Linked DNA regions of Homo sapiens: region 2 is linked to region 1. The links are chromatin contacts, found by POLR2A ChIA-PET in ENCODE. All regions are on one chromosome and are shown on one strand. The core of a region is the stretch at or near the end of the contact, and the rest is flanking DNA. Distances in the headings are between cores, read along the strand shown. Region 1 overlaps TNFSF4 (TNF superfamily member 4). Region 2 holds the start of SLC9C2 (solute carrier family 9 member C2 (putative)).

Region 1 (2,542 bases), core at 28-2,527:
TCATGCAAGCGTCTGAGATCTGTCCGCATTTCTGCCAAACTCTTCTTTGGTATACTGTTTTGTCTCACTGTGCCCCAATTTCCCATTTTGGATAACGTAGCACTATAGTCATATTGTTAAGAAACCTATTCAGTCATAGAGATTCCCTCATGGAGAATGCTGGTTCAATCAATCCATCATGGCCACAGACTCCCAGAATGCACTGGGAGGGAGTTCTGGAAGCTTCCTGCATGTCTGGTCTTTCACTTTAACGCAGGAGTAAAAGCATCCTATTTTCAGGGGACAAAGGCAATAAAAACTGTCCCAATCCTACAGAGCTCAATATATTTGGTGTAGCTTTTTTAAACATTGGATCTTTCTCTTCAACAGCTTTAAAAACCTAACTTGAATTAAGTCAGTATTCAATTGCTAAAAGAGAAGTAAAACAGTGAAGACAGGAAACCTGATAGATAAAACTTTTACAGTACTTTTGTGGTTAAAAGAACAAATAAGCTCAATATGGAACCAACTCCGAGATCTCTTAAGTAAAAAAAAGTTGGGGGGGGTGCAGAATTATACATAAAATATATTGCCATTTGTGTTAAATAATAATAATAACACCTGTGTGGGCATTGAAAGAATATACAATACATTAATGTATCTGAAAGAATACACAAGACACTAGTTGCAAATGTTGTCCCTGGAGAAAAAAATTGGAAGCCTGAGGTCAGGAGTAGGATTGACCTCTACTTTTCATGGTCTAATTTTTTAAAAAGTTTTGTGCCATTTGTTTGTCTTATCTACTAAAAAAGAAAGTAGAAAAAAATGTCTGCTGGGCACGGTGGCTCATGCCTGTAATCCCAGCACTTTGGGAGGCTGAGGCAGGCAGATCAGCTGAGGTCAGGAGTTCGAGATCAGCCTGGCCAACATGGTGAAACCCCATCTCTGCTTAAAAAAAAAAAAAAAAAATTATCCAGGCATGGTGGCACATGCCTGTAATCCCAGCTTCTTGGGAGGTTGAGGCAGGAGAATCACTGAAACCTGGGAGGGGGCCAAGATCGCCCCACTACGCTCCATCCTGAGGGACATAGGGAGACTCCATCTCAAAAAAATAAAAGCCTATTATGCCTGCCAAGAACAACGGCTCTTCCCACAAGCTTATTTTGGCATGACGTCCTAATCAAAAATGTGAAGACGGATTTGTTTTTATGCCCTGGGTAGGGGAATTCCTGTTTCCCACTCTCCTGGCACACTGGTAGCTTCAGTCAAGCATATTCCATTGGCACCTGCCCACACAGACGAGGAATTCCCTACTTCTATTACAAGTATAATCACAAGCCTTACCAGCTAAAACCAACAGGCAGCATAGGAAGAATGGAGAGTCATTCTGAGCCCTGCCAGGGACTGGGCTGCAGGAACAATATGAGTTCAATGTGCTGAGCACATGGAGAGAGGCACTGACTTGGGTAGAAGCAGGAGTCTTTAGCTCTCCCCCTTCTCTGTACTCTTCGTGGTGTGATAGCTAATTAGTGCCCTTCGTGCTTAAGGGCAATGCTCTGGAAGAAAACCTGTCAGAAGGCAAATGACCCAATGACCATAGTTTCCTGGGTAAATAAATGTTTCCACTGCTCTCTGGGCTAAGTGCCAGCATGAATTGCCACGTGCTAAAGTTAGAAAGAAGCCCTCTGTGGAGTAGCACAAACAGCACAGGCCTCAGCGTGCAGTGACAGAGTGCTAATGCCAGGCAGGCAGGCACTGTGCCAACTTAAGCAAGTTTCATAATCTCCTTAGATGGCAGTTTCTCATCTTTAAAAGTCACTAGAAGATCAGGGGCATTCCTTTCAGCACTAGCTTTCCATGATTTAGATTTTAGAAGTTGTGACTTTAAGTTTAATTTAATAAAAGAGAAAAAAACATAAAGCTTCCTCATTCCCAAATTTACTTTCACTCCCTGATCTAAAAGCCCTTGTGATTTGATTATTTTGACTGACTTTGCAAAGATCTCCAAAAATATCCTGCAACTTAAGGAATGTTCCAACTTTTTGAGGTGCCCTGATGAAGTAAGGGTGGCAGTGACCAAACAGACATTCTCTGGGACGATGATGCTGACAGGCAGTGAGTGAGTAAAGCACATGTGACTTCCTCCGTGTTGGAGTCTAGACTTCCAGTAGATCAACCTGGAGGAAGCTGACCTACTGGAACTCCAGACTCAGGTATCCTGTTCCTTCTCCTGAAGGTCACATAGGGGTAGAAGTTTGCATATCCTCAGAAGTCTCTTACTAACATCAAGTTTAGGCAATGTTGTGAAGTAGAAAAAGATGGTCCTTCTTCTTATTTGTTGGCCTTCCAACCATCTTCCCCCTCATCCTCCATACCTGATGACCTCATGCTGACTACCCCAGTGCCCAGAGACACCCCCACAGTGCCCAAGTCAAAGCTCTGAAGAGCCTGGCTCCAACCTCATTGTCAAGCTTTATTGCCACATATATCCTTTCTGTGTCTAATGATCCAGCCAACTATTTGTTCTGATCTCCTTGCACTTGGGTAGGCAGCCTGGTAGGAT
Region 2 (2,542 bases), core at 18-2,517, 410 kb after region 1:
CTTGATGGAGTGGTTTGGTTATTATTGACACTTTCACTTCTGCATGCTAACCTGTATAGCATGCAAAAAGAACATGAGACCTACCAAGATCCAATTCATCCATACCATTTCTACCTAAGATTGTGCCACACTCAGATCTGAACATGTCTCTTCTTGTCACAGGGCACACATTAATACCTCTTGTCCTACCCCTTGCTCCAAGAACATTTTATAGGAACACTAACAGCAGTGTTAGTGTTTACTCCCTGTACTGTTACATGTATATGGGAGAGGGGGTGCATTGATAGGTGCACTTACCATTGTAATGATATAGTAATGTGCTTGCTTTCCCCATTGGACAGTGAGTTTCTCAAAGGCCAGGGCCCGAACTTTCCTTAAGGCTGTGCACATAGCATGTGGCACGAGATAGGCTGTCCAAAAATATTTGATGGGCTGAACTATTTGAGGGGGAAGGAGCATGGATAAATGTTATGCTCCCCCTTCTCTGTTGGTATAAATCATTCTGGAATTCCATTTTACCACTCCAGCCCTAATATATCTTTTTCTTCTCTCAGCACCCTTCCAATAAAAGATGGCAAATGGGAAACAAAGTCAAAGTTGAGTCACACCAGTTAAGGTTGGGGGTGAGGATAAGGGTGAATAACCTGAAAATAAAGGAAAAGACCAAGGTTTGATCATATGATGCCTTTGAGTGAATTAGAAAAAGGCCCCCTTCCTCAGAGCAATGAAGCCTGTCAACAAGGCACATGGCTTGGCATGTGACTACCAGGCTGGATTTCAGCCCCAGTATCTCACCTCAGCTGGTGCTCTGTGTAGGATGTAACCTGTGCAAATCTATGCAGTGGTCCTGAGAAAGATTTGTTCTGTTTTATTTTTCCTTGCAGCTAGCCTTAATCTAAAAATCCTAGAGGTTCCTCAAGTATCTCCAATAATATTTAAGGCTTACCTTTGGTCCTTTGTTTTGCAGGTCTACAGGTCACAATGATTCTGGTGTGAAGCAGAGGATGGGCCAGAAAGAGATTCAAAATGCTACATCTTCAAATCACTTCACCTGTCCCTCCAGTAGCCCTTCAGGTCCTTGGCATCTTCAACTCCTGCTATCCTCACATGTAATGACCCTCAAATTAAGTTCTACAAATTACCCAGATCAGAGATATGTTCCTTAAAGATTAAGCTGCTTTAAAGTTGAAATTGAGATGAAGGCTCTCAAAATCCCAAAGAACAATGCACAGTTATGCGTCTGTTTGCCAGGGACAGTACTACCAACTGATATCACACCAAAATCCATTTCCATGCCTACTTCTCATTGGTTTCTTGCCAGCCTGCTTTCGTTCTGATTGGCTGCCTACATTATCCCCACCCCCAATCCAGAAGAAGCCAAGTGATCTAGTTCTTGGGAAGCTTTCATTTTTTAACACTCAAGTTACGTAAGTACCCACAACTGTTTTAACTGATTTTTTTTTTTTTTGCTGACATTGTAGAATGAATTCATGAATTTTACAAGTATAATCAAAGACAACCAAAAATTTTTACTTTTCCCTTCAAAAGCTAAGTGTAGTGTAGCTCCCCTGTAGTCTAAGTTAGAGAAGAATACTAACAGCGTGTTTTTCCTTCTGTGCTCAGCAAGCCTTATCTGTACTTGCTAGTTTCACATTCCTTGAGGCTCAGGGAGTTCCTGTTTCACCTCCCTAGCGCAGCTGCAAAGTTACAAGGTTAATACAGAAACATGGTTTCCCAGGGATGTGGAACACGTAGCATAGATAAATGTAAAAGACTGATCAACTGCCTTTGTTCTCGCTCTTGTAAGTACGCTTCCTGCATCACGTAGCTCCTGGCCACTGACTGCTTAAAAGGTGGCTGCTTTCTTTGTCCAGGGCTCAGACTTTCCTGGACGCTAGTCCTACTGAGCCAGGTGATCACCTTTTAATAAAGACCTTTCCTGAACTCACTCTGTTCGGTCTCTCCCATCTTTGATTGTCCCAAAACAACATAATAGCTGAAATAGTCAAAGATATTAATGTAGACAGAATCTCCTTCTATATTTTTGATATATACTCTATATTTCTTATGCCAACACCATCTGGCTCAGCCCTAACCCTCTTCAACACAGTCTTGTCTCCTCTCTAATTCTTTTTCAGTCATACTGTTTCATTTTATTTTTCTACCTCTCCTTCCTTTTCAATGTTTCTCACTCCCATTTTCCTAACTCCTATCCATCATTGGTTTCCAGTCCTCAATTTGAAGAAACAATGTTACCCATTCTTCATGGGAGGACAAATGCATCCCAAATTCCATGATGCCTAACTTATATACTTCTTGCCTCAAATATAATTACTAAAAACAAATACAGTATAAATATTAAACAAATGAACAATAATCATCAATTGGTGGGTTACTTTCAAGGAAGAGTTGTTTTGTGACAAATTCTACTCTCTCATTCCTATACCACATTCACCAAGGTTGCTGCACATCATCTTCTTGAGGGCACCAAGGAGAACATCACAGCAGTAAGATTACACCTTCACTATGTATCAAGAAACCT

What was found. ChIA-PET counts read pairs that join two places held with the same protein, here RNA polymerase II (POLR2A).
Region 2: POLR2A ChIA-PET joins it to region 1 with 14 read pairs in activated CD4-positive, alpha-beta T cell. The contact joins the promoter of SLC9C2 here to the enhancer-like site in region 1. POLR2A ChIA-PET finds 5 or more read pairs at or near these places in 2 of 52 experiments (activated CD4-positive, alpha-beta T cell and activated T-cell).

Annotation. Positions count from the first base shown.
Region 1 is chr1:173,189,119-173,191,660 of GRCh38, forward strand. All of the region lies in intron 1 of TNFSF4 (TNF superfamily member 4), which reads right to left. Among named protein-coding and RNA genes, the nearest start is that of TNFSF4, 17 kb to the right of the region's middle. Within about 2 kb of position 1,278, at least 27 of the 41 ENCODE cell types and tissues checked have a DNase peak (open chromatin) inside an H3K27ac peak, as active enhancers do.
Region 2 is chr1:173,601,805-173,604,346 of GRCh38, forward strand. SLC9C2 (solute carrier family 9 member C2 (putative)) reads right to left here and starts at 1,268. Exons shown (of 28, transcript NM_178527.4): 1 at 947-1,268; 2 at 1-51.